Linked DNA regions of Mus musculus: region 1 is linked to region 2. The links are chromatin loops, found by intact Hi-C in ENCODE. Cell type or tissue: heart. All regions are shown on one strand. Each heading gives the region's core, and the rest is flanking DNA. Links, peaks and the distances in the headings are about the cores only. Region 1 overlaps Cpsf6 (cleavage and polyadenylation specific factor 6). Region 2 has its middle 11 kb from the start of Gm32141.

Region 1 (15,105 bases), core at 5,320-7,819, 97 kb before region 2:
GTCTCTGTGGATCTCCTTGGCTGCATCCCGCTACTTCCCTGCCCTGTTACTAACATGCTGAATTGTTAATCATTTTCTTGCACTACTTTCCTAATACAAAACCCCTACACATTTGCAATTTTCTTTCTGGGAACGTACATAAATGGAATACTGAGGATTTTCCTAACTTCTTGAAGTCAAGATAATTTCATGATTCATATATGTGTGTGTGTATACATACATATACATATATATATATATGCATATATATATGTATACCTAGTTAAAAGTTGTTATCAAGCTACAAAATGTTTTATCATATGACTGTACGATTTATTCTGAATATTTGAGTTGTTCCCCTTTCCCCTCTTAAAGATATTACAAAACTATTCTTGTAAGTATCTCCTGCGTGAAGCCAAGTGGCAGAACATACAACAGAAAAACAGCATGATTAATACGTGAGCTAGTCCGGGAACAGGCAAAGCTTATGGCCAAGGTGTTTGTAAAGATAATTTAAGTCTCAGAGTTGTCGTCCTGGGAGCTCGGGGACAGGAAGAAGAACCTCCCACTTTTACTCTGGAGACCAAACCTAGGTCATTATGCGCACAAATATTCTATTATTGCTGTAGCCTCAGCCCCGTTATAAACATTAGTCTTTAGTGAGTTGTGTATTTCAAATATTCTTCTCACGGTATAGGACCTTCCCTCCTCTTTCCACTTTAAAAATTGCCCTTTTTACTATTATGTATTAAAAAGATTCTCTTGCACCAGCTGTGGTAGCTCATCAATGTCAGTTTCAAAACTGCCAGGAATTAAGAGGCCAGCCCGAGTTACAAAGTGAGTTTCAAGGGAGCCTGGGCTACAATGTAAAACTGGTCCAAATAAGCAAACGAAATACCCAAACTTCTGAAATGCAAGGTCATTCATTTATTTACTTATTTTATTTGTTTGTTTGTTTGTTTGTTTGTTTATTTTGCCTCTAACATCAAGTACTTACTTGGCCCCCCCAGAGTTATTTCTATAGACTTAAATATCCTGTTGTAACATCTGCCTCTCAGAATAGTCTTCAGCAATTCCCACTCTACCACAAGTCAGCTTCACACGAATGGTTTCTGTCTGTCCCTATTGTTTTCTGTAATCTACCTACTAATGCATTGAGCCTGGACTATCCTACTTAGTGCAGGTCATGGTACCTGGCTAAACAAGTCCTACCTTGTCTCTATCTTCTTAGTACTCATTTGCCTCTCAACTCCCAGATAAAGTTCTGAGCCAGGCTGTTACACTCTGTAACAAAATCCCTTGGGATTTTAATTTAACTAACTTAGGATAAATTGTATTACAATACTCTCTCTTCCTAACTAAGCAGGTGCAATAATTTTCATTCATCTGACTGACTTCCGGTAAGTTTAACACTTCCAGCAGAAAGGACTTCACATTTTACATTAGCTACATTGGTTTCTAAACTGATTCTGTACATTGAGTTTGCTCAGTTTTTGATTCTAGTAGTTCACATTGTGTATTTGCAAATGATTCCTAAAAAATAATTCCTGCCACATTCTCCCTTGACTCCAGGATCGATGCTCGTACAATAGTGCTGAGAAAGTGGTCAGTATATGTGGTTCCCACTTCCTTCCAGACGGCCCAGCGTGTTAGTCTTTACCTCCTTTCTCAGGTAGCGCAATGCTTTCTTTCTTTCTACGTACATTCATTTCATTGCACATTCTTCACGCCTGTCACTGGAGAAGTATCTCATTTCCTGGTTCAAGAAGACAAAATCTATACACTTTCACCTAGGGCTAAGAGCAACCTAATCTCCTGTATGTATTGAGTCTAGACACTTAACGTTTTATTCAGAACTTGGGACAGCATAGATTTATTTAAAAACCAAAACCTTAAAATGAGAGCCTGTATAATGGGTCTTTGCTACTTTGTGGGTTCTTCCTCCCACCCTTTATCCCACCCATACCACGTCACTGCCATCAGTAGGTAGGAGAGAGAGGACAGAGGATTCCGGAGTCTAATTTCTCTTTTCTTGTGTCTTCTTTGCTACACTGTGGTTCTTCTTTTTCCCACTCTTTACCCTGACCCCATTTCACAACCTATCACTTGTCCATGGCTAGACATCTTACTCTATCTGGGGAAATTCAGTGTTATAAAATAGCTATTGGAGTTTATGGCCCTTTGCCCTGAGGGATTGAGAAAGAAGGATGGGGGGGGGGGGGCAGATTCCTGGACCTAATTTCTTTCCTTTTGTTTCTTCTTTGAGCAAGACGACTAACAAACTGCAACCAACCCCGCTGAATGACCACCAACCACCAACCCTGCCTCTCCGCGCCCTAGCATTCATACACCGCCTGAAAAGTTCCCAGAATCCCAAATGTCACACAATCACAGAAACTATCTGGAGCTGACAAAATCACACCTCTGCTAAAGCACAAATTAGTATGCTGCTGTGGTCAGTTTGAAACAGCTCCATATCCCAATACCTGGGATTAAAACAAAAAACCATTATACTTCTATCTTTAAAGAAACTAAAATTCCAGAATTCTCCCATCATTTTCCCCATGTATTAAACCATTAATTAAGCTGGGTATAGTGGGAAATTATAAACAGACATTTTCAATGAAATAAGAGCTTTTTGGGTCAGTGTGCTTTCTACTGCAGTGGCTTTGCCTTTGATGTTAGGAAACAGTAGCAGCTGAGATCACCTGTGTAAACTGCATCTCTCTTTTGACATAGACCATAATTAATTGTTGAAACGGCCATCTGTAATTCCTAGATGCACAGTGAATCCCTGGGAAGTCAACCCACTCCCCCTCTAGATCATCCCTACTGAACCTCAGGGCAAAGAGCCATAAAGTCCAATAGCTATTTTTTAACACCTAATTTCTCCAGATAGAGTAAGATGTTTACCCATAGACAAGTCTAGAGCCATGATGCCTGCACCTGCTGATCTGCATGTCACTCCTCGGCTCAAATGGCTTGTACTTTCTGCTGCAGGTACTTGCGCTAAGCCCCCAGGACCATTTCCTGGTGAAACTGTATATGATAATGAAATGGACATGAAATGGTAATTAATGGTAAGAAATTACCTTGAATATCTCCTTTGGACTACACTCACTGGTCCACTGGAAATCTTTGCAACATCGCTTGCATAACCCTGGAAGTGTAGACCTTCTTTTGGATTTTATTTAGAAAAACCATGGCTCTTTAGAGATCCCTTGTTCACAGTCCTATTGCAAATGACTGTATTTCCCACAATGGAAGCACTGGGCTTTTTGATATTGGAGACTTCTAACTATGGCTTGACATAGTATATTCACATAACACATATTAGGACCAATATTGGTCGCATATTTTATCCGGTCATCTGTAAGCACTGTTCGTCCGTTTAATGGTCTAATAACTTTTTTACATCTGATATTTGCATTCTCATACACCAAGGTTTCTACCAACCTCTGCCTTGCAGCAGAGTCTGACGCAGCTTGGTTCACAAGGGAGACTAATCTTTGTAAAACATCACTGAAGGCTTCTTCAGAGCCTTGTATAATCTTTGTAAACAAGGTGGACCTTTGCCTGGGCTCCTTAAATTTGTCCCAAGCTCTTAAAGCTGCCAAGTGACATTTTTCTATAGAAGCATCATCAAATCGATGCTGTTCTTGTCTATCATAGTACCATCCTTCACCCAGCAACTTGTCTTTGACTATATTCATTCTCCTCCTAGCTCTTTTGCTGTTCAATATTTGCAGCTTCTTCTGTCCACCATGTTAACCACTGCAACCACAGTCCAGCCTCTAGTACTGCTGTTACCAGCCCGTTCAAGTCTTGGGGAATAATTTTAAGTAACCCAGTTATAGTTAGAATTTGTTCCACATAAGGTGAGTGCATCCATATGAAACCACGGCTTCTTTAAAATGCCCTTAGATCTATCGTTTCTATACGAGACACTATCCTGTCTTGTCATAAATTTGTTCCACAGGAAGGTTGAGAGTGATCTCCTAACCCCGGGGTGCCCCACTCCTGCTCTGACAGCCCAGCTGGTCCCAGCAGACTGTCCTCCAGCTTTTCAGCTTCTCTCCCCACAGCCCTGCACCAGTTCCTTCCCTCTTCCCTCCTGTGGGGAACTCCCACTCTTGCTCAGTCACCAGGACAGAGCCCCCTGCTCTGGGGCTCCTCCGTCCCCTCTCCAGCTGCACTGGCAACTCTGCAACCCTTCTGAAGAGTGCGAGCAGAGCGATCCCTTTTGTTTTCCCACTCAGCCACTTTTAGTTTCTCAGGCCCCTCCATTTCCACCCCCAATTTTTCCAACTGCTCAGCAATTCTTCTAATCTTTCTTTTTGAAACAATATACAAAGAAAAAGAAAAAATAGACAAAAAATAAAATAAAATATAAAATACCAGAAACCCTCCCCCCCCGGAACCAAAGTGCGGTTATATCCCAGTGGTAGTAGCTACAATCAACTTTTTTTTCTTTGTCATCTGCCATTACCTCTATGAAATTTTAAACCAAATTTCCCATTTTTTTCTTTATCAAGTCCCACATTTGGCTGCCACTTGTAGCTGGACTTAGCTACTTTGTGAGTGTTTTCCCACTTTTTATCCTACCCGGCAGTTTCTCCCCAACACTAGATAGGAAAGAAGGGATAACCCCTAATTCTAATTTCTTTTTGTTTCTTTTTTTTAAAGCAGGACTAGTAACAAACTGTAACCAACTCCCCTGAACCATCATCACCAACCACCAAGCCCAGCTCTTGGGGCCCTACCCTCTGAAAAGTCCCCAGAACTCCAAACATCAGACAAGCCTAGACCTACCTACACCTGGCAAAACTGCACCTTTGCTAGAGCCCCAGACAAATCTCAGCTGCTGTGGCCAGTGTGAAGTAGCCCATATCCCCACACCAGGATTAAAACAAAACCACATTCTTATACTTCTGGGTTTTGTCTGGTTTTGCTTTTTTTAAAGATTTATTTATTATATGTAAGTACACTGTAGCTGTCTTCAGACATGCCAGAAGAGGGTGTCAGATCTCATTACGGGTGGTTTGTGAGCCACCATGTGGCTGCTAGGATTTGAACTCAGGACCTTCAGAAGAGCAGTCAGTGCTCTTAGCCACTGAGCCATCTCTCCAGCCCTGTTTTTGCTTTTTGAGACAGGGTTTCACTGTGTAATATGCCCTGGCTGCCCTGGACTCACTTTGTAGACCAGGCTGACCACAAAATCAGAGATCTGCCTATTTCTGCTTCCTGAGTGCTGGGATTAAAGGCATGTGACACTATGCTGGGATATTTCTGGGTTTCTTTTTGTTTTGTTTTTAAAACCCAGAATTCTCATTATAAACCTGTGCAATGGCTCAGTGGGTAAAGCACTTGCTCCCTACCCCACCCTGGACTAACCTCAGCCCAATGTTCTGAGTCTAATCCCAAAGATCTCTACATTTAGAAGAAAACCAACTCCCTCACATTGTCTTCCCACCACCTCAGGAACCATGGCCCCTAATAAGTAAATATTACAGTGCTTATCTTTAGTGTTAAGTGACAGCCCGGAATGTTACTCAGTGGTAGGGTAATTACTTGCCTACTACCTCAAGGCCCTAGGTTTGAGCCCCAGAATCACAAAATGGACAAAATCTCCAAGTGAGGTTAAATGTATTCTCTAGGGCTAAAATGTATTGAGCATCAAAATAGTATTTTAAATAACCTCATGTATATTGGATAAATTTAGAAATATCTTCAGTAAGACAAGAGCCCCAACAACTTCACCAAGAGTGTCAGCTCATGACCGTGAGCGCATGCCTTTATAGAGGGTATGGGTTTTAAAAGAATTTTTAGTAATGTCTACGCTGTTAGTACATGCGTCTGTCCTTTTTTTGGTCATATAATTTGAGTTCTATATTAGGTGCTTCCCTTGTTGATTTAACAAAATATCTGCGCAAAGCTACTGTTTGTTTTAGTTTAGTATGAAGGGAATCCCAAGATGGTGGGGCAAGCATGAAGGGGAGAGGATGAAGGGGCTGATCAGACTTCAACCCGGGTCAGGAAGATCTGAGTGCCAGCAGCAGTTACTAGCTCACTTTTTCCTCTTAGACCCCAGCTCATGAAATGGTGCCTGCCACCCACAATGACAGTACTCACCTTGATCATCCCTCACAGATGAGCCAGAGGCCACCTTCCAGGTGATTCTGTAACCTGCCCAGTTAACAAGCAGTGTTCGCCATCACAGGTTCTCAGTAGGTCTCACTGTACAGCCCCAGCTGTCCTGGAAATCACTATGGAGACCACACAGGTCTTGAACTCACAGATTTGGGTGATGAGGTTAAAGGTGTGCACACCACACCCAACAGATCCTGAATCTCTTTACTGAAAGATTTTCCCAATGAAAAATATTATTATGAACTTACCCTTTACACAATTTACAAAATGTATGCAAACCTATCACTAGGTGGCAGTACTAACAAATCAGTCAAAAGATTAAAGATTAAAGATTAGGTTAAAACTCAATTGGTAGTGCTTGCCTAATACTGTAAGGCCATATACTGGATCTGTAAGGTTACAAAGCAAAACTACCATAAAAAACAAAAAAGTATATTAAAAAATTATTCATCAGGGCAATTTAATGTGTTCAACCCTCTCTACTGTTCACTTTCTTATATTAATGTATAATTTACTTCTATGTTCCTTGGTGTTTTACCTGCATGCTCATCTGTGTAAAGTGTCAGATGCCCTGGAACTGGAGTTCTATACAGATAGTCCTGAACTGCCACGTGGGTCCTGGGAATTGAACCCAGGTCCTCTGGAAGAGCAGCAAGACAGGATTCTTAACTCCAGAGCCATCTCTCCAGCCTCAACTGTTCATTTTCTTAATCAAATATTTAAAGAAAATATTTTAGAAGAGATCTGCACTAAGATAAAAAGATACTACAGTGATCCCTGCTAGTAACAAAAATAGAACCAACCCAAATAGCCAGTGATAAGAACTAGTTTAAATTATAGCATATAAATTTAAGTACCAGATGGGCATTATAGGCAATCTAAAAATAGGTTGGCTCAGGTCTATAATTCTTGCAGTCAGGAGGTAGAAGCATGTTTCTGAGTTCAAAAGCAACCTGAATGAGATCCTATCTGAAGAACAAAACCAAACAAGGCCAGGCATGGTGGCACATCCCTTTAGCTCCAACACTTAGGAGGCAGAGACAGGTGGGATCTTTGTGAGTTTGAGGCCAGCCTGGTCCACAAAAATTGCAAGATGTTACACAGAGAAACACTGTTTCAAAAAAACACCAAGCAAAAATAGAAGAAACCTGCAGTGTGTATTCAGATACTCGGTAATTGTGATTGAATGCAGAACTCAGTTCCCAGGCCCACTGGTGTTAATGTTGCTATAGACCACTTTCTACATTGAGTTTTAGGCCTTTAATGAGAAAATGTTATAAAGCTGACTTAATCACTCAACACACTCAAAAATTTATAGTCCAAGTACTATATTTTAGACGGTTTGTTTCTACTTTAACGTGCCGTCAGAACTTTTCTTTCATCCCCACCATATTATGCAAAACAACAGAAAGTGAATAGAAATAACTCGGCTTTCCTGGAACTTCCTCTGTAGACCAATCTCACGATCTGCCTGTCTCTGCGCCCCCTCTGCCCCGCCCACCCAATGCTGGGATAAAAGGCAGGTACCACCCCTGCCCAACCTCAATCTTATTTACTTTTTGTTCAGACTGGGTCTCACTATGTGGCTTTGGCTGTCCTCAAACTCACTACATGCTCCAGGCTGGCCTTGAGCACATATCAGTGTAGGCCAGGTTGACCAGTGAAGCACTTCTCTACCGTGTCCGGGCCCTGGGTTTAGTTCCCTACATGTAAGAAGACCTGTGATTGCGATCAAAACTGAGTCCTCTGACATTGTATATATCTTTACTTGCTAAAACCTATTTTGACTGGTGAGAATAAACTTGAAACACTTGTATAGATAGATACCCACAATACTCCAGGCATCACACTGTAGGTACCATGCAAAGATTCAAAGGGAGGAACATGCTGATTTGTCTGAAAAAAAAAAAAAAAAAAAAAAAAAACGGGGAGGGGGGAAAAAGGCAGGAATAGGCTGAGCACAGGGGAAAAGGGACAAATTAGATCAACTGGTCTGAGAAAGGAGGACCCAGAACTCAGTAAGTTCTTAAGTACTATAGCTTTCAGTAAAGAAACAGGGAGCAAGCCACTGCAGGATTCTGATACTGCTATAAAGAGACTATATGTGGCCCTGGGTATTCATTGATGGGAAATATCCCAATATACTACCTGTAAAATGTGATGGGCCAAGGGGAGTGCCAAGTTTTCGGACACAGCATCTAAACTGTAATAGAGAAGGGATGTGCCAATGGTCAGAGTTCAGGCTCAGCGTGTTAAGTTTGAGATTCCTATTGTTAAGTGGATTTTGCCACTAAGCAAAAAGGCTTGGGAGGATTGAATTAGGAACTGACAGAAGCAGAATGTGGGGATGGACACCTTTAATTCCAGCACTTGGAAGACAGATCTCTGGGTTAAAGGCCAGCCTGGTCAAGGTTCAAGACAAAGTAGGGAGACTAAACTCCCTTGGGAGTACTTAAAAATAATGACAGACAGACATACTCTAAAGATCTTAAAAAGTAATGTGAATGTTACATTTCACTTATGACAGCTCAGGTTGGGCCTGATGGAGGATGCCATGTTCTGTACTTAGTATGTATGTGAGCAAGGGGAATCAATGGAAGGCAACTACATCAGTGTACTCTTCTCAGATCATTACTCTAAAGAAGCTCAATAAAATGTCCTACGAACCCTACATTTCTAAGACATGTGAACTCTATAGAGCTTGTCTACTCATAGGCTAACCTGAGATCTGTGCTGGCACCCACTAGTAAATTCACACAGCTGCTAGATGAGCATAATAACTTACACATCTTCTAAGTCAGCTGTGTTTCTAGGATGAGTGAGATGCTTCAAAGTGGAAAACAAGGCCAAATTTTCTTTTCTTTTCTTTTTAAACATTTATTTATTATATGTAAGTACACTGTAGCTGTCCTCAGATACCTAAGAAGAGGGCATCAGATCTCATTACAGATGGTTGTGAACTATCATCATGTGGTTGCTGGGATTTGAACTCACGACCTTTGGAAGAGCAGTCATCTCTCCAGCCCCCAAGGCCAAATTTTCTAAACTCTAAATCTGTATATGCTTTAACTTATCGTTTATTATTCATGTGTATGAGTTTGCTTGCATGCATATTTATGTGCCATGAACATGCCTTGTGTCTTTAGAGTCCAGAGGAGAGCACTGTATACCCTAGAAGTGGGATTACAGTTGTGAGCTGCCACTGAGGGCTGGAAATTGAACCTGAGTCCTTTGGGAGAGCAGCCAGTGCTGGCACCTTTGCAGCTCCTTCCACAAGTTTTATAGCCATCCATCTACTTGGTATCTGACAGATAATCACAAAGGTAGCATCTGTGCACATGCGTGCAAGTGTTCACGTAGGTTATACGTGATGTGGATGCTGAGGATCAAGCTTGGATGCCTGCCCAAAAATGTTCACACTTCACCACTAAGCCAATTCTTCTGTCCCTGCATATTTATGTGACACTTTAAGAAAACGAAATAGTACTTGAGCTGCTTGCTATGCACTGACTTAAATACAAAGCATCTCACAAAATCTATGTAGAGAATAGGAACTCAAAATTTGAGGAAGTGAACATTTATAAACATATTCCTAATTACAGTTCAATTATCAATATAACGTAAAAATTGTGACAGTAGGGCTTAGCATGATAGGGATGGACAAGTAACTAAATTGGGAATCCCGGAGCATTTTCTTTTCTTTTTCTTTTTTTTTTTTTTTTTTTTTGGTTTTTCAAGACAGGGTTTCTCTGTGTAGTCCTGGCTGCTCCTGGAACTCACTCTGTAGACCAGGCTGGCCTTGAACTCAGAAATCCGCCTGCCTCTGCCTCCTGAGTGCTGGGATTAAAGGCGTGCGCCACCACGCCTGGCCCGGAGCATTTTCTAACTTCCATTCTGCCCATCAGAGCTTCCTCTGTAAAGTGTGATGAAAAATGACCCCATTCTTTAACACACACCCTCACACAGGGAGTGAATGGGTAAGCTATAATGTTGTGGCTAGGCTGATAAGCAGCAAACTGCAAAGTCAAGTTGACAGCCTTTGTCCACAGCTTTATTCATCTACCTCCCCCCCCTCCGAAATAGATGCATGTAAATGAACTGCCACAAGTAAAATGGAGCCTAAAACTCAATACCTGCCAAGCTTTGATAATTACTTCGCCTAAATACAAACCGCACCTACACAAAATATTCTCAATTTCTAGTTCAAAGTAGGTGGATCACTAAATACGAATATCATAAACTTCCTACCACCTAAGTACAAACCTATAAGCTTTTATGTATTTATTCTCCTTTGAAAATAATTTTTCTGTTTCTGCCCAAAAAAGTAGTACTTCATACAACTGATCTCAGTGAGTAGCTTGTTTGCGTCCTCACACCGCTGTCACCACTGGTCCAAATTCTTACAAACTTAGTTTGATCTCCATTTTAACTGTAACTAAAGATTACTTAACCCCAGTTCTCAACTTCAAAATTAAAATGGACAGCAAAAATACCAAGTGCACCCTTTAAATGTCATCTAATGGGCTCCATCGGCACTGTCAGACACAACATCATACAAGCTTCTCATTTTTCACTGTATGCCACCTCATTTACTTTTTCTCTCTTCCTTGTATTCCATCTCCTGACTAAGTTGTAAACTTCACTGTCCTACCTACCTCATCTTTCCCAATTGAATCTGTAAAGATGCTTTGAAATGCTAACTGAATTGTGGCCCGTGTATGCATGTTCTTCAATACCTGCTCCAGGCAAACAAGCATTCTTTAAATTCCTACCTAGCACACTGAATCACAGGCTTTTTTTTCTTTCTCCAAAAGGTGGTGCTTCCCCTTTATCAGGCCCCACTCTTCAGATTTCAGTGTGATGTTCAGGAAAAAGCTAAAGCTCTCTATAACTGAGTGTGGGGTCTTTCCTCCCACTAAGTGTAGGGTCTAACTGGGTAAACGCAGCACTAGCTAAAAAAGTCTGACAACATAATTACTAAAGCCCAAGTCAGAAACAGAATACAGTGGCACACATTTTAAATCTCAGCACTCATACTGAGATTTGGAGTCCAGATAGATTCCCCAACTGATCACAGCCTGCTAGGCTGGGGTGCGCCAGTACAGCAGAAACAAGGGGCTGTATCTCAAAGTGGGAAGCAAGAGGTAACCCTGTATGCTGTACTCTGATCTGACAGGCAAGTACCTGCATGACAACACAGACACATAAACAGGGCTAACTGGTAACTTACTTAGGCTAGCCTCCAACTAGATTCACTCCTTCCACTTCCAAGTGCTGACAATTACAGGCACATAGTAGCACAGCCAACTGACTTTATGGACTTTTGAAACTATTTATCTTTCATCCTGCATACCTGATCAGAATCAATGTGCATACACAAATTCCTAAGCACCGCTAATGAACGATAAAGTTGAAAAGGCCCACAAAGTAGCTATTTCGTAATCATGGTTAGGAAACCCAAGCAGGAAGACTAGGAAAATCGGCTTAAATCCCTTGTTTAGCAGAAATGGCTTTGCCTGGGTTGGAGCTGTAATCCACTTGGTAGAGTGCTTGACTATCATGCAGGAGGCCTTGGTTTCAGTCCCTAGCACTGCAGAAAATGACAACGGCACCATGACTGTTATGAAGCACTTAAACACGGTAGAAGGATCCCAAATTCAATGCCATCCTCAGCTATAGCCTAAGTCTGAGGCAATCCTGGCTGTGGCAGATTCCCTTTTTAGTCTGATGTATTCTTTTAAGATATTCCCACTAACTTTACACAGTTCCATGAAGGCTATAGATACAGAGCCTCAAATTATTCCAATGAATGCAACTTTAAAATGCATAAAGATAGCTGAAGAGATGGCTCAACGGTTAAGAGCACTGACTGCATTTCCTGAGGTCTGGAGTTCAATCTATTCCCAGCAACCACATGGTTGCTCACAACCACCTTTAAAGGGATCCAATGTCCTCTTCTGGTATGCCAGAAGGCAGGCAGCTACAGTGTACTCATATGCATAAAGTAAATAAATAATTTATTTTTAAAACTGCATAAACAGTAACAACAAACCTAACAATGCTACACAAACACTGGAGGTAACATGCATTATTTTAACCTAAATTACTTAGCACTGTTACTGAGAAATTAGTAGAAATTGTTTACAACTTCAACTATTATATATCCGTATTTCTTTCTTTTTTTAGTACTCTAATATACCCCAAAATGGCCTGAATCTCATCAGATGGGGATAAATCTGAACTCCTGATCCCAGTGCTAGGATGTGCCCTACTGCAGCAGGTCTATTACGGTGCTGTGTATCAAACCCAGACTTCCAGCATTGTATGCAAATACTCCACACAACTGAGTTATATCTCCAGCCCCAATGGATCAAATATTTGAAGAACTAATCTGATATTTAAAAGTATGTCCTATAATGTTCCCAGGTTAACTGGTAACTATAGCTATGATCCAAATACGTTTTTAATTCTAAAGGACTAGTGAGGTTCATAATCTCAGGATGAGGTGATTATAATTCTACCCAGATGTCTCAGCAAGTGAAGGTAATGCCACCTAACCCGTCACGTTGTCCTCCCATCTCCACACTTGGACCACGGCTGGCACACACATGCGTACACGCACACAAATGGATTTAATTCAAACTTTTAAAATATGCCACGAGAAAATAACCACTCTCAGAAATGTTGTCTTACACAAAACAGAAATGAAAGGCTAATCTCTATTAATATTGCATTTTCCCAATAGATATTTTTCAAGGTTAAATGAAATAGTTAAGCCAAAATTATAAGTCAAACAAAAAGAACAAACTGCAAAGTATTACCAAAACTTTGTTTTTATTTTCAATACAAGATAAATACCATGCTTGTTACTAGCGCAGTTTTAGGCCAACAATGGCCATATAGAAAACTGCTGAACAGTCACCTAAATGCTAAAGAAAGAAAAGACAAAGTAAACATTAAACACAAAATTGCAAGTACAAACATTTTAATAAAATGGGAATGAGCCTTTTGAAGGAAGCTAATATGGAAGTCTAGTTTTCATGGACATCAACAGAATGCCTACTGAATGGAATCTCACCTTACCTTTTGCACAGAAATCTTATGAAGTCACCACATTCAATAGCTAAAATCTCAAGACTTTCTTTGGCCTTCTGGTATCAGACAACTTATTTACAAAGGGTGATCATTCAATAACTCATCAGCACTGTAATATGATACAATTTTCTCTTGTTAAGGGTTTTCCATAAAAAAATTGTAAAACAACTTTGTAAGGCTGTGCAGGGCTGTAAACTACTTTGCTAATATACCATGGGATGCAAAGGAAGGAGTAATAGACCTTTTCTTAAGGCTAAAGTCGTGTGTTATAGTTGCAGTCCTCAAAATACATTATGATTCACATCAAAGAATCATTGCCCATTGAATACCACCTGAGTACTACAATTTCCGAAGTAAAAAATAAACACGAATTGATCACTGTATTTTAAAATAGTTTGCATACAGAAATGCTGAGAAGTGTTACGCAGTAAACAGTGTGGCAAAAAAATAACTTTCAAAATGAAGTATTTTTACTAAAATGAAGGGTATAGCCAATTATGAAATTATTTTAATTTACTCCCATGGTGGAGTTTTAGGGTACTCACTCTCTGATATGAAAAACTGCTCGTAGTATTTACTATCCACGAATACCATCCAAGACCTGTGTGACTTCAATTAAATGTTACCTAATATTTTAAATGCCTCCTGATACAGTATAATTAATGTAGCAGGAATTCTTTAAAAACAGAAATCTGCCTATATGTAACCAAGATTTCATACACCCATATAAAAACCACAGTAGCTGTATATTCATGAATGCCAACCACCTGGAACTTTAAAGAAACACTGGGCTAAAACAAGCCTAAAGCAATCTGAACACAATACAATGGCCTGAATATTTAGAATATTCATAAATTCATATTGCTTCTTTCTAATGCCAAGAAAGAAGAGTGTTAAGAACTTCCTCCCAGAAGCCTAGACGCTTAATACATTTTCTATTTTGACTTAAAATGAAACTAATTCTAAATCTTGATTTAAATAAAATCTAAATTTAAAATATTTCACGTTATGAACACAGAAAACACCACGTATAAGGCCACATCTCAAGAAATTCATAATTTTTGGTTGAATGTTTATTTAAAAATTAGTCTAAGGCTTCTAGGAGTCAAGTTGCTAAAAATAAATACACCAGTGTTTAAACTGAATATTAATGTTAACACATACACTATAAGAACATAAAAATAGAATGCTTTGCTACAAAAACCCTACTTAATAAATTTTAGCACAAAAAATGTCTAGTATGTACAATGAAAAAGCATGCATTTAGTAAGTACATACAACTGGGGGAAACATTTACAGAGGGCTATGGGATGCAAATGAAGTTCATGAATAAAATTTAGAAATCAGTCTATCTGTGTAATAGCAAGAATCTCAATACTGAATTCTCAGTGAAGAATCAGAGCATAAACTTCCTCTTAAAATAACTGAAGCTGAAGCTTAAAACACAATATTGGGGCCACCTTGCAAGATATAGACACTGCAACAACCACTTGGGTAGCAAAACTGAAGTGACATGAGCACTCCAGTGGAAGAGTCTTGCAGTGGCATCTTGTTGTATGAAACAGAATGTACTCAGGCTATTGGCACGTGTCAACACAGGGAAAGATAAAGTCTTACCCTTTAAACAACTTCCCCCCCTTTACTATAAAATATTATACAATGTTCATGAAAGCGTCCATGTTTATTTTTAGAACTGACTTTAAACTAGTAAAAACTAAAGCAACAGTCTCCATAGGAGAATCAAATTAAAATAATACCTTAAGCTACATGCTATTTGTAAATTCCAAATTGTAGTTAACTGCTTAAGATTATAGGTTAAGGAGACATGAAATGGCCTGACATGATCAACAACTATGGCAAGTCACTTAGAATCTTGCTCAT
Region 2 (15,105 bases), core at 5,787-8,286:
CCATGCCTGGATCTAATTAAGCTGGGTAGAATCTTGCCCCAAGGTCCCACTCCCTTAATCTGTTATCTCCTAGAACACAAGATTTTGCTCCATTTCACTTCCTGGTACTCCTTTAATACTCGAACTATATATTTTATATTTTTCCTTTCTAAACTCGCTATGCTTGTTCAAACTTCTCTTTATAAGACTTAACCAGAGAACAAAGTCTCTGCTGGGCTTTTTTGAAACTTCTTTTGTCAATGCAATTAATCCAAGTCTCTTCACCTTAGCCTCAGGCAGACTTTTCAGACAAGGGTAAAAAGTAGCCACATTCTTCACCAAAATACCACAAAAACAGTCTTTATGCCACATTCTGAAATTCTTCTCCTTTAAAATCTCTTGGGCCAGGTCAACACAGTTCAAATTACTCCTAGCAACTAAGTCTTCCATATTTCTACTAGGATGACCCATTAAGCCCCATTTAAAGCATTCCATTGCTTTCCAAATACAAAGTCCCAAAATCCACATTCTTTCAAATAAAAACATGGTCAGGCCTATCACAGCAGTACCCCACTTCTGGTACCAACTTCTGTCTTAGTTAGGGTTTTACTGCTGTGAACAGACACCATGACCAAGGCAAGTCTTATAAAAAAGCAACATTTAATTGGGGCTGGCTTACAGGTTCAGAGGTTCAGTCCATTATCATCAAGGTGGGAGCATGGCAGTATCCAGGCAGTCATGGCTCAGGAGGAGCTGAGAGTTCTATGTCTTCATCCAAAGGCTGCTAGTGGAAGACTGACTTCCAGGCAACTAGGGTGAGGATCTTATACCCACATCCACAGTGACACACCCATTCCAACCAGGTCACACCTATTCCAACAAGACCACACCTTCAGATGGTGCCACTCCCTGGTCCAAGGATATAAAAACCATCACAGGGCCTATATTAACCCCAAAAACATAAGAAAGAAAGAAAGAAAGAAAGAAAGAAAGAAAGAAAGAAAGAGAGAGAGAGAGAGAGAGAGAGAGAGAAAGAAAGAAAGAAAGAGAAAGAAGGAGGAGGAGGAAGAGGAGGGAGGGAGGGAGGGAGGGAGGAAGGAAGGAAGGAAGGAAGGAAGGAAGGAAGGGAGAAGGAGAAGGAGAGAGACAGAGACAGAGGGCCTTTTGTGAGTGGCGTTGAATGAGCACGCAGTGCCATGAAGGCGTTGGGCACACTTTGGGAGTACAAGTCGGTGGGGTTCTGCTTGTCAGCCCTCAAATGCCACACATCACCACTGTACCAAATGCAAACCTTTGCACCCACCCTTGTGTTGGCCAAATTCCCGCTTTGTGTACTTTGTGTCACAGCTGGAGAAGTCATCTGGGGAGATTGTGTACTGCGGGCAGGTGTTTGAAAAGTCACCCCTGCGTGTGAAGAACTTTGGCATCTGGCTGCGCTCCGACTCCCACAGTGGCACACACAACAAGTACAGAGGGTACCTACCAGGATCTGACCACCGCTGGTGCAGTCACACGGTGCTACCGCGACATGGGGGCCCGGATACCATGCCCGAACTCACTCCATCCAGATCATAAAGGTGGAAGAGATTGCAGTTCTCAAGTATTTCCACTACTCCAAGAGCAAATTCCCATTGCCCCATGCAGCGCCAGCACAAGCCACGCTTCACCACCAAGAAGCCCAACACCTTCCTCTAGACACAGACGAACTGAATAAAAACTTCAGACTGGCTGGGCAGTGGCGGTGCACTTGGGAGGCAGAGGTAGGTGAATTTCTGAGTTTGAGGCTAGCCTGGTCTACAGAGTGAGTTTCAGGACAGCCAGGGCTACATAGAGAAACCCTGGCTCGAAAAAAACAAAAACAAACAAACAAAAAAAATGAGGAGAAGGAGGAAGAGGAGGAAGGAGAAGGGAGAGGAGGAGGAGGAGGAGGAAGAGGGAGGAGGAGGAGGGAGGCAGGGAGGGAAGTATTTATGTCAAAAATCAAAAGGAGGCGAGACAGTCATATATCTGTGGAAGAATATTCTGGACAGAACAGCTTGTGCAAAGACCCTAAGGTAGAAACATGCTTTTCCCGTTCAAAGAGCATTAAGAAAACTAAACTAGAGTGACTGGAAGGCCACGAGGTAACAGAGATCACAGTAATTTGCAAGGACAAGATAATTTAGGCTGCTTTAACCTGGATCTAGAATGTTCTCCACAGCCTGTGTCCCACTGAATCATCTTGTCAGCCTCAAAGCTATACTTGTTTGTTCTTTAAATATTTGTTTCTATTAGTTTCATGTGTGTGTGTCTGGTGCACGAGCACACACACACACACACACACACACACACACACACACACACACATGGGCCTGTGGTGGTGCAGAGACATAGGATCCCCCTGGAGCTGAAGTTTCAGGCACTTGTGAGCCACCAGACCTGGGTGCTGGGAACTGAACTCAGGCCCTCAGCAAGACCACTTTTCTTTTTTTTTTTTTTTTTAAAGATTTATTTATTTATTATATGTAAATACACTGTAGCTTTCTTCAGACACACCAGAAGAGGGTGTCAGAGCTCATTACGGATGGTTGTGAGCCACCATGTGGTTGCTGGGAATTGAACTCAGGACCTTCAGAAGAGCAGTCAGTGCTCTTACCCGCTGAGCCATCTCACCAGCCCCCAAGACCACTTTTCAAAGAGGAGCCATCTATCTCTCTAGCCTCTAGCTATGCTTTCTTTCCATGGCCTTTTAACTGTTTAGCTGTTAGGGAGTCTCTCAGGTAATGTGGTGGGAGCCAGGAGCCAGGCAGTTCAGGATGCCTTGCTGGTGTTAGAGGAATGGAAGTCACCGTAAGCAGAGGGTCAGATAGGGGCTGCACAGACAGCTCCACTGCACTGGGCAGGTCCAGCCTGAGGCTCTGCAGGAGTGGAAAATAAGGAGTGAATTGAAAAAGGCAGAAGAGCTGAGGAGAGGGCAGCTGAGAGGGGTTGGCAGTAGAAGCGTTTGCTGTACAACCTGATAAGCTGGGTTTGATCCCGGCTCACACAGAGGAAGGTGAGAATGGATTCCCACAAGTCTCCACACAGATAACATGGCACACAGATGCCCCATCTTTCCTCCTCCTCCTTCTACACACACACACACACACACACACACACACCACCACCACCACCACCACCACCACCACCACCACCACCACCACCACCATTTAACCTTTGTTGACTTGGAACTCACTCTGCAGACCAGGGTGGCCTCAAACCCATAGAGACCCACCTACCTCTTCCTCCCATGTGCTGGGGTTAAAGGTATGCACCACTGTGCCTGGCCATTTAAAGTGTTTTTTGTTTGTTTGTTTTTTCGAGACAGGGTTTCTCTGTATAGCCCTGGCTGTCCTGGAACTCACTCTGTAGACCAGGCTGGCCTCGAACTCAGAAATCCACCTGCCTCTGCCTCCCGAGTGCTGGGATTAAAGGCGTGCGCCACCACGCCCGGCTCATTTAAAGTGTTTTAATTCCTTTGCCATCTTGAGAGCCCAGGCTGTCCCTGGGACATGCCTGTTTGCAAACACATTTATATTTTCTGTTCTTTTTCTTCCAGACAGTTCATCCGTTATTAGGCTTTTAAGGAATACTTAGTAAGTTAGACTGTGGGCAAACAAAAATCAATAAAACGCTATTCTTGCCGAGGCATTAAGTCTTGTGGGAGAAAGAAACATTTAACCAGCAAAGACAAAAAGTCAAATTCAGCAGGCTCTGGGAGTCTCGGAGAGCTAGCCTCTGGCTCCGTTAGGGACAGTGGTCACAGATGGATTAAGACAAGATCGGAAGATTAAGATCGGAAGTAAGGTTACGCTGAGAACATGACCAGTAAGACTCAATTCACAGAGGATAGGATTAGCCACTAGGCAAACGTGATTAATTTGTTGCCTTTAAGTATGTAAAAGCGCTTTTTCTCTCCACAGGCATAAATTCAAACTTGCCGTGATCTCCCGTTATTCCCGCATAGATTTCCAGCCTTGCCTCGGGCTAGTGGTTGGTTAGCTCTTTAAAGTTTGAGAATCACGTGGGCTAATATATGAATGATTTCAGCAGTCTCCACTAGAACCAATTCTAGCCATTCCCCTCCGTTAAAGACGTCTTACAGGCTGGCTCCCTGCGAGACTCTGCCTATAGGGGGCGCTCGAGGGAGGCCGAAGAGGTCAGGGCCGCCGCAGTTGCAGAGCGCAGACTTGTCCCACAAACCGCAGCCCCCTTTCTAGTAACAGTGGAGTCCGGTGTGCAGTTTTGGCAGCACTGGGTTCGCCGTGCCCGATGCAGAGAACGAGCATCAGCAGATTTCTAATTTAAGCAATTCCGGCCTCTTCTCTTTCTCCTCTCCGAGCGCTGTGGGTGGCAGCTGCTCCCCACCTTCGCTCATTTGAGTTAACTTTAAGGCAGGGACGTTTGCCAAGAGTTGGAGAGGCGCAGGGCAGGTGAGGGAGCATTGCTCTCATCTGCTGGGTGAGCTGAAATGCTTTGAAATAAACACCCTACTATACACAGGATAGGCTCCTACAAGGGATTCCATCCAGTGTAGCACCAATAGCAGGGCCGGGAAACCCTGGTTTACAGTAACCCCTTCAGTTAGAGATGACATGTACTACAAAGCCATCATTGGTATACTATTAAGACTATGCAGAGACAAAACACCTTTGAAAAGGAAGGAAGGAAGGAAGAAACCACTTGTGGTGGCGCACGCCTTTTATCTCAACACTCGGGAGGCAGAGGCAGGAGGATTTCTGTGAGTTCCAGGCCAGCCTGGTCTACATAGAGTTCCAGGACAGGCAGAGCTGTTGAAAAAAAAAAAATCTTTGTATTAGATCTTTCTGTCAAGTAATGTTGTGGTTCTGATTAAATCCTGCTGATTCAACTTTTTCAGAGTTACTAAAAGCAGTTAGGCTGCACATGGTGGCCCAAGTGAGTAATCTCAGCAAATGGGGACAGGATGAACACCTCCATCTGAGGGGGCGGGGCAGGAGGCGTACTTCCATCTGAGGGGCGGGGCTGTATAGAAGTTCACAGAGTTGTACAGATTCAGACCTGGTTAATTTTGGTGTGTGATGTTTTTTTATTTATTTTCAAGGTTAAAAAATATAAAATTTATAAGATTAAATGAGGAATTAACTAGAGGAAACTTAAAATTTCATGTTTTAAGTCAACGAATGAATTGTAAAGGATTTATGATTAACTCGTCATTACAAAATCTTTTTTGGTCTTTAATCCTAGCACTTGGAAGGCAGAGGCAGATGGATCTCTGTGAGTTCAAGGCCAGCCTGGGCTACATGGTGACTTCCAGGACTACATAGAAAGCCCCTGTCTCAACACAAAACCAAAGCCAAAAATCAACACAACACAACACAACACAACACAACACAAACACCAAGACTGGATACAGTACATAAATAAGGAGTAATGGAATTGTTTATGGCATCATGATTGTTGGCGTAGAACCTAAGGGGGTGGGGGGTTTGGAGGACTGCTGTCCTCACAGCAACCTCATCAACGGGATTTTATACAATCTATATTCATTTATTATTTAAAAATAGCTTATTAAAAAATCCTGCTCTATAATATACTGCCCCATAAACGCTGCTCAACGGAAACCTCAGGCTAGCGGTTGGCAGGTGCATTCTCGTTGCCCTTTTTTGTTTAGCCAATGTTGCAGAAATGTACTACTTGGGGGTGAGGGTGGGGAGAGTCAGCTTTGGTGAAGACAGAACCTTGTTTGCATATGGTGCTGGCAGCACCGCCCAAGGACAGCTTGAGGAGACCTAGGCTCCCCCCTGTGCCAGAGTCCCTCGGTCTTGCTACTGAGTTCGCTCCCTTAGGCATTCGCCTCCTGGAACTCCAGACGAGTTCTTGGTCATCTTTTGCCATGATTTTACCAATCCTCAGAGCAGCAAAGGTATTTCTTAGAAAGTCCCAGGTAACGGGTGACCTGAACCTGGAGCCAATAACTTGAAGAGGTTCCTAATGTGTCCAGCCCTGTTCCAGGCAACCTGCGTGTATTTCTTCATCTAATTCGTCCAATAGTGCCATGAAGTAGGTCCTTGCTAGTGTTAATTCAGCACTGAAGAAACCAAGCAAGGCTGGGGTGAGGGGTTGGGGTTGGGGTTGGGGGAGCTGGCAGAGTGCTTGCTAAATTTGTGCAAAGTCCACAGCTCAATTCCCTATTCTCCAGAAAGCAGGTATGGTCGCACGTGCCGGTAATCCCAGCACGCAGGAGGATCCGAAGATCCAGGCCATCCTCAGCTATATAGAAAGTCCAAGGCCAGCCTGGGGTACTTGAGACCCTGGCTCAACACAGATGAGTAAGTTAATTAATAATAAAAAAGTTTAAAGAAAATAAAAGAAATCAAAATGCAGAATGTTCAAGTAGCTTGTATGTGCTATCAGACAAGAATTTCAACAAGCTGTCTAAATCGAGGGATCCTTTAAACTAATATTTAAGAATAGCCCATACAGTGTGTTCAGACGCCTCTTATCTGTTTAAAGAGCCGGCTCAAACCAGCCTGGAGACAGAATATTTTCAAACGTGAACCATCTGGTTGTTACAAGTCAAACCACAGGAAGCCTGCATTAGAGTTGGCTCTCCGGTTGACTGTGCCCAGCCTCTCTCTCTCTGGTTTCCGCTTCTCTTTGAGTGTTGACTTCATTCTCTCAAATAATGGCGGTGCTTCAGACTTGTTTTCAGTGTGCTTATTAAAGAGTACCCTCAGGATCAGCTGCAAGACTGGGCAGAAGAGGAAGTCAAGCCACGATGCTCTCAACCAGGGTCAGCTCAGTAAGAGCTTCAGAATTCTGCGCTAACAAAGAGACAGAGTAAATAAAAATGACCCGAAGGCCTTCCCGTGGCCCGGAATCTGACCTCAGCAGTGACAGTATATGACTTTGTTGATTGTGCTGACCTCTATCATTGAAATGTCCCGAGGGACTGAAGAGCACGCATACCAATGAGAGAAAAATGTCACTGCGACGAGGGCCGGAATCTTGCGACTCCATCAGGGAGAATTCTCCCTTTCATGGTGGCTCCCAGATCTCGTTTAGCCTGTAAGCTAACAAGAAGAAGAGGCGGTCAACGCACACGTGGTGGCCATCACGACAAACGGGATGACCTAAGAGACAAACGATTAGACGGCAGCGCCACCGTGTGGTAGTCCACGTCCTCACCGCAAGCTGAGGTCGGAAGAGGGTGTCTCTGTGATCAGGAAACGTGCAGTTTTTGTGACATACAAGCAAAGGGGAAGGGCAGGTCCGCGTCCCCACACTGGATTCATATTTTCTGGATTTGTTGATGCCCTCCCCCAGTTCTGATCTTGCTGGCCTCTGTACTGCCTGCCTTACCTATCTGAACTGACCGTGTACCTGTGAGCATCCAGTGTAATATGTTTATTCCACACAGATTAATTTCAAGTCCTCGGGGCAGTTTTCCGTCTGCTCTGTGCATAGTGCACAAGGCTAATACAGTTACAAGAGCCCAGAATGTGGCGCCGGCCCAGCTCTCTGGTGATGCTGCTGCACGCACACACGCGGCACTATGCTGACACCTTCCTTTTCTAGATCTCTTGAATAATCCACGTTGTTCTGCTCTGCATCGGCCTCCTTTAGATACTCCAGGAACTGCTAAACACTCGCTTCTCTCTGAGGACACGTCTAGTTCTTGAGCTCCTTGCTTCAGTTTAAAATTGAACTACCTGGCTCACCCACTCTGCGTTTTCACAAGATGCCTGGTTACCTACCATTTAGTCCAGGTTCTGCCGTTAGGGGTCCCACGCTCTGTTTAGCCTTTGAGCGGCAGGTCTAACACTGGATCAAATCTCCTTGCTGTGGCTGGCCTTTGGCCATCTGTCCCAGAAGGGCAAGCCTTGTTCTCCCAAACTCCCTCTGTCCTCTCTGGATTCTTCCGTATCGCCAGCATCTCAAGTAGAAGAACCCAAACTCTTGCTGAAGCAAACCTCCACCCATTCCAGAACAAAGCCAGGGCGGTCCTCAAGCCAGCCAGGTTTCCCCGGCTATGGGCATCTGTTTTCCATGGCATGGTGGCTGCACCAAGAATGAGGTCCTCTCTCCGTTAAAGGGCACACCCTTCAGAGAGGACCTGGAGCACAGGACTCTCCTGTGTCAACAGCAAGTGTCTGGGATGTGATGCACTCAGTCAGCACTTTGGTCCATTGTTGAGTAGACAGAGCACTTCCGGGGAACATCGTGGAGGGATAGGGGACAATTACACTGAGAGCATTAATGCATTCAAGTTTTACAGTAGGGTTGTTACTTCTATCCACAGGTTTCTAAGCATATCTCTCTGTGTGTGTGTGTGTGTGTGTGTGTGTGTGTGTGTGTGTGTGTGTGTGTGTGTGTGTAAATGTATGCATTCCACGGCAATTGTCTATTGAGTTTGCTCCTGGATTACCTGACTCCTCTCATCACCTCCAGGTCTAATTCTTAGCAACACGAGGACGATATTGCGCCACCTACTGTCCAAATGTGTCCTGCCCTTTCTGCTTCAAATTCTCCTCTCATTAGACCTAAAATAGCGCCCTCGTCCCCACTCCCAGCCCCCTCTGGCTGCCTCTCACGGTTGGGTTTGTAATTTCCACTTGGCCTTTACATTTCCATCCAGCCCCGTGGGCAGCCATCTCTAAGCCTGGTGTCCAGCTGAGCTGGCTTTTATGCGCTCACAGCAGCCCTTCCAGGTGCCCACGGTGGTGGTCCAAGGATCGCAGCAAACCGGACTGCTTATGTAACTAGAGACATAAATTGGTCCCAGGAGTCCTGCAGCGAGTTACTGAAATAACATTCTCTTTATCACAGGCCCGTTTCCACAGGGCCTTTTTACGGGGTGCTTATGCAACAGCCGCCCCGTCAGCAGAAGTCCTGGAAGCGAAGAGCAGGGTGATATTTACAGTGAATAAATCATCGAATTCATTACATAAGAACTTAAAAATACTAGTGTTTCTCCTAAGAACTTGGGAAGTTCAGAAAAATCTATACCCGGTCTTAGCAGAAAAGTGACGTTTCAAAAATTCCAAAGCAGTCGGTTAATAATTTCAACAGAAGCGAAACTCGAGCACCGTGGGAAACGTCTTCCCAGCCTTGACTGGCATTGACTTTCGGCTAGTCTCTTCAATGTTAAGCAATGTCAGCCAGTTAAATAAATGTCCACAAACGAAGTCTTTGTTAAATTGAAATTTGTTTTGCTCCAAAATGACTGTTTACACAAGACAGAGACCTATGCAGTGGAAATATAAAGGCATAAATGAGGAAGGAGGCTACACAGGAGATTTCAACTCTCTTCGAATAGTAGGTATATCAGAGGGCTTCATGTTACTGTAACGAAATGCCTGAGACAATCGACTTACAAAGAGGAAAGGTTTATTTTTGCTTATAGCTCTACAAGTGGTAGGTAGCCTAGAACCAGATGGCCTTAATCTTTGCGGCTCTGAAAAGATGTGGCAAGGCCATCCTCCTACATCTGAAAGACACTGAGATATTGGGGTCCCAGAGTCCCCTTCAAAGACATGTTTCTAGTGACCCAAGGACCGAAGGTTTTATGAAACCTCACCTCCTCACAGTTTCCCCACTTCTCAATAATACTTTCCTGGAGTCTAAACCTTTAACACAGTGGTCTTTGGAAACTACTACCCATTTTCAAGCCATAGTATGTGTGTGTGTATGCACATATATGCATGTTGGTTTACCTTTGCTAAGGCTTGAACCCAGGGCCTTATACATACCAGACTCTGCCACCATGCTACATCAGCAGCCTATAATTTGTTTTATTATTGTTATTATTTGCGTATGTATGCTTATGTTCATGTTTACATGAGGGTACAGTTGTGCATGTGACTGCATATATTCCTGTGTGTCTGTGTCTGTGTGTGTCTGTGTGTGTGTCTGTGTGTATCTGTGTGTGTATGAATGTGTATGTCTGTGTCTGTGTGTGTGTGTGTATCTGTGTGTCTGTGTGTGTATGTATCTGTGTGTCTGTGTCTGTCTGTGTGTGTATCTGTGTGTCTGTGTGTGTATGTATCTGTGTGTCTGTCTGCATGTGTATCTGTGTATCTGTGTGTGTGTCTGTGTGTGTGTGTGTATGTGTGTATGTATGTGTGTATGTATGTGTGTGTCTGTGTCTGTCTGCATGTGTATCTGTGTATCTGTGTGTGTGTATGTGTGTCTGTGTGTGTATCTGTTCATGTGTCTATGTGTGTGTGTCTGTCTGTCTGTGTGTGTATGTATGTGTGTGTCTGTCTGCATGTGTATCTGTGTATCTGTGTGTGTGTATGTGTGTCTGTCTGTGTGTGTATCTGTTCATGTGTCTATGTGTGTGTGTCTGTGTGCATCTGTGTGCGTCTGTGTGTGTGTAGGACAGAGGGCAAACCTACTTGTCATTCCTCAGGAACTATGTTTTGAGAAGGCTCTCTCTCTTGACCAGAACACACCCATTAAGCTAGGTTGGTTGGCCAGCAAGCCATGGGATCTACTTGTGTCTGGTTCCCCAGCTCTGGGATTACAAACCTGCCACCAAGTCTGCCTTTTTAGATAGGTTCAGGCATTGAACTAGGATCCCCGTGCTCGTATAACCAGCATTGTACCTGCTGAGCCATCTCTCCAATCCTATATTTTTAAAATGGTAAGTAGATATACTGGGACTCATTGTGTTTATTTATTAGTTATTTATTGATTTAGTTTGAGACAAAGTCTTGCCCTATAGTTCAGGCTTTCCAGAAACTCCATATTTAGCCCAGATTGGCCTCAAATTACAATCCCTTTACTTCAGATTTCTGAATGTTGGGGTAACAGGCAGGTTACCACCATCCTGCCTTTATATTTTTCTGTCAAAAAGTAAATTCAAAAAGAAAGCATACTTTTGGAGGGGTAGGGGGCTGGGGAGATGGCTCAGTGGTTCAGAACTCTGGCTGCTCTTCCAAAGGATTCAGGTTCAATTCCCAGCACTCATAGGTCACCTCACAACTGCCTGTAGTTCCAGATCCAGGGGATCTGACAGCTTGACACAGATACACATACAGGTAAAGCACCAAAATCAATCAATCAATCAATCAATCAATCAATCTAGTGTCTCTGCTCACCTAAAGTAAATATGAGGCCATGGAAGCTGCTAGCCTCAGGGACATATACCTTGTTCCTCCTTCCATTCAACATCCATCACACTCGCCTGCATTTTAATTCCCTGCATGTCTTTCTGTCTCTCTCAGTGAACTATGAAACTTCTTCACTTTCTTCACTTTCTTTCTTTCTTTCTTTCTTTCTTTCTTTCTTTCTTTCTTTCTTTCTTCTTTCTTTCTTTCTTTCTTTCTTTCTTTCTTTCTTTCTTTCTTTCTTCCTTTCTTTCTTTCTTTCTTTCTTTCTTTCTTTCTTTCTTTCTATGTATATGTGCATGTTTGTATGTGTTCATGTGCATCACGTGTGTGCAGTACCCGAGGAGGCCAGAAGAGGGCATCATATCCTCTTGAAATGGAGTTCCTATGATTGGAAGTTGTCACATGGGTGCTAAGACCCAAGCCTGGGTCCTCTGCAAAACAGCAAGTGCTCTTAACCCCTGAGCCCTCTCTACAGTCCTGGGCTGTGCACTCTTGGGGTGGGGGTGGGAGAGTCTGATTATTTTTCACTGTACTTTCCCTATCACCCAACCTAATTCTAAAATAAATATGTGCTCTGTAGACATTTGTTCTGTGGGCAGCTATTGAAAGCAGGGCCCCAAGGCAGCTGGCCCCAGCACCGTGAAAATGTCAGCCTAATGTTTTCTCCTTGACTTCTCTTATTTCCTTCATAAAATGAACTGCAAGGAAGTGGCTCAGTTAGTAGAAGGCTGTTGTGTCTTTTGCAAAGCACTGGGTCTCATCCCCAGAGCTGCATAAAGCCGTGCACGGAGGAGGTACACACATGGAACCCCAGCATTTGGAAAGTGAGGTCAGGAGGGCCAGGAGGTCATGGTCTTCCCAGATGCACAGTGAGGTGGGTCTGGGCTGTATGAAAACCTGTCTCCAAAAAAAACCCCAAAATTCTCAAGAGGCTGTTTAAGCTAGACATCATATAGGGACCATGGCAATGGGTCAACTGCATCTCTAATTGTCTCTTAGGAGCTTCTTAGAGACACACTCAGGACAAGCTGCCCGGAGTCTTTGTGAAGACCATGTGTGAGGATCATGCTAGAAATGTCTCACCCTCACTGAGCCCTTACCACAGGCCACCAGGTAGGTATTCCGATCTCCACTCACTGTGGTGAAGGAAACTAGGCCCCAGAGAGCCAGCCCATAGTCTGTGACCGTCTCCTTGCAGTCTGAGCGGGATGCATCCAGTGAGACTCCTCTGTCTGACTCTGAAGCTCAGGTCTGTCCTTCTTCCTACCTGCTCCACACCAGGGCACATCGTTTTGACCTGAAGGGACTTTGCGGTTGTTCATGCAATCTATATTTTGTTACTAAAACAATTTTATTTCGAAAAAAAGGAAGAAAAGAAAGAAAGAAAGAAAGGAAGGAAGGAAGGAAGGAAGGAAGGAAGGAGGAAAGAAAGAAAGAAAGAAAGAAAGAAAGAAAGAAAGAAAGAAAGAAGGAAAGAAAGAAAGAATTCAGCCTTTCTCTTGCCAAATAGGACTTTGCAAATCAGGACTTTGCCAAGAGAAACAAAGAATGCTCGATTATCCTCTAAGTCTATAATTGATTGAATAAATCTTAAAATTAGCCAGAATCCTTTTGGGCCATATTGGGTGAATGGGGCCTGCTGAGCCATTCTGCCTGTCCGGGGCAGACACTTTGGCTTGGATTCACTCTGTATGGGATATTTTTCCCCATTCATCTCTAAGCCTAGCTCATTGGTCTGTTTCACCCCTACCTCCGCTGCCAGGGCAGCCCACTCTGACATTTATTATCCTCAGTGTCTGCTGGGATCAGGGCTTGGGTGTATAGGAGTTGTCTCAGCTCATCCTGAGATCCAATGAGAAAAGAGGTGTCTTTCCTCCCATTTCACTTTTAAGAAATAAGTAACTTCTCACGGTGGACCCCACGTTGGGGTCCAGAAATCCACAGGAGGCGTTCCCCCCTACCCCCCACCCCCACCCCGCGGTCCCATAACGTGATGCAATGCTTCGCACGCTGCGCTCACAGTGTGGGCTTCGCCCCCTGCCGCTCAGCCTTTTCCTGGTGGTCTTCGGGGCAAGCGGTGGTCTGAGTTTGTCATTGTTTCAGAAACAGAGCCTGGCTTTAAGGACCTGATCAGGCACAACTCCAGCATCTAAATCCCCTTCCTAAGCTGAAGGGATTTCCTTTGTCTGGAGTTTTAAAAAGACCCTTTCCTTAAAAAAAAAAAAAAAAACCTCTTTGTGGAGCGAAGCAAGGGATTCTGTTTTCAACAACTGGCTTGAGAACAGGCGCACACATCCTCTACTGTTCATCGTCGCTGTTACTGGTAGGTTTGCAGCTTAAAGGGAGTGGGCGAAACGCGCTCAAGGCTACTGCTTGCTCGTTGGAGATCTCAGTGAACGGAATTAATCAGGTGACATTTGCATGGTGCCTAGAACTTTGCCACCACAGACTTTGTTTTTTTCATTAAGAGGATTTATTTCTTAGGTAACACAAATATAAACAGTCAGTAAATAGATCCCCAGGAGCAAAATCGGAGAAGCAGTGAAAATCCTGGAGACGGACGAAGGAGAAAATTCTGGAAGCTCTGTTTATGATCGCCTCCTTTTGGGAATTGAAGAAAGGAAAGCAGATGTCAGACAGTGGAAGGTTTTACAGAGACCGGTTGATGGTTCCGTCATCTTGAAGACAAGGTGAAGTAAAACGGAGATGTAATGTTTAGCTTGGAACGTAAGGTGAACCGGAAGTGATTTGGTATTGTTGACCAAGACCTCACCATGCAGATTGCCGAATCCATACCTAACCCATACCAATTAAAGGATAGGACAGTGAGAAACTGTCTCTGCACTTACGAGTGTGCGCATGTGCATGTGAAAATGACTCTCCTCAGAGGACAAACAACAAGAACAAAGCCCCAGCATCAGCACACACATGGTTGACCAGCGTCACTAATAGCACGTCTCACTTCTGGATGCCACACCCCGCCTGCCAGGGCAGAGCCCTCTGCAGTTAAGAACTATGGGATGTGAGGAACAAGTTAGACACCTAACTGCCAGTTCTCTCCTTTTAAACAGTCTGTTGTGCAAGGCTTGGTCAGCGTTCACTGTGTGCATGGGCTAAAAAGGGCTTTTTTGTCAGTTCATTCATTTCTCGTTGTGCATTTTCAAAAATTAATTTTTTCATAAATGTACTTTGATCATATTATTTCCCCTCCCACAACTCCTCCCAGATCTTCCCTGTTCTCTGCCCACTCAACTTCATCTTCTTTCCTCTCGAAAACTAAACAAAACAAACAAACAAAAAAATAAAACAAAAAAGACAAACAAGAAAGTGCAAAATCCCCAAGAATCCTAAAAACAAACCACAAAAAAAACAAAACAAAAACAAAAACAAAAAAGGTGTAACTGTATCTTCCATTCACATGCATGATGTAATTGTCCTCTCTGAGGCTCACTGCCTCAGACTGCTAACCTAGGCCTAGTCCTGGAAGCTTCTCCATACAATCTTATCTAGGCCTAGAATGTTTTCAGCCTCTGAGACTTACTGCTGAATAAGCTCACCCTTTCTAGTTCTCTTGAACTCTGGCTGGCTGGTTCAACTCAGCTGTTGTGGCTCAAAACTCCTCTCAAAGCTAACTGATTCAACCTGGCTTCTGGATTGCTCTGCTTGGCCTCAAACTAACTCTAACAATTAGAACACTAATGTTCTGGCTCCTTATCTTTCTCTGGCTTTCTCTGGCTTGCTTCACCTGCGTCTAGCTTGCTCTCTCTCTGCAACCTGTCTCTGTACAGCTGTCCAGGTAAAGCTGCCTCCTTCCCCTCTCTCTGCACTCCTCTCTTAAGTAGCTTCTCTTTCCACTCTCTTTTCTTGGGAGTTGGGCAGATCCTATTCTGTCAAATCTTTCTCTGATTCATCACTTTGACTGCCCCTCAATTAGACATCACTTTTAAACATGGGTGCTTCCTTCTACAAACTCATTTTACCTTCATTGTTTGGGATTAAAGGTGTGTGC

The links. Peaks named below come from ENCODE experiments on the same cell type or tissue, not always from the same donor. Only the 100,000 strongest peaks of a DNase experiment are listed, where the experiment ranks them.
Region 1: it touches region 2 in a loop (5-fold over the local background); 8 of 42 quality-filtered maps call a loop at or near these places.

What each region holds. Positions count from the first base shown.
Region 1 is chr10:117,331,723-117,346,827 of GRCm38, forward strand. Cpsf6 (cleavage and polyadenylation specific factor 6) reads right to left here. Exons shown (of 10, transcript NM_001013391.2): 10 at 12,946-15,105. Among named protein-coding and RNA genes, the nearest start is that of Cpsf6, 38 kb to the right of the region's middle. In heart, for the core only: a CTCF peak has its summit at 6,398 (motif pointing right); no DNase peak of the experiment used is centred there.
Region 2 is chr10:117,428,443-117,443,547 of GRCm38, forward strand. It overlaps the pseudogene Gm9002. Among named protein-coding and RNA genes, the nearest start is that of Gm32141, 11 kb to the right of the region's middle. In heart, for the core only: a CTCF peak has its summit at 7,166 (motif pointing left); a DNase peak (open chromatin) is centred at 7,149; H3K4me3 peaks cover 953 bases; H3K27ac peaks cover 633 bases; H3K27me3 peaks cover 408 bases.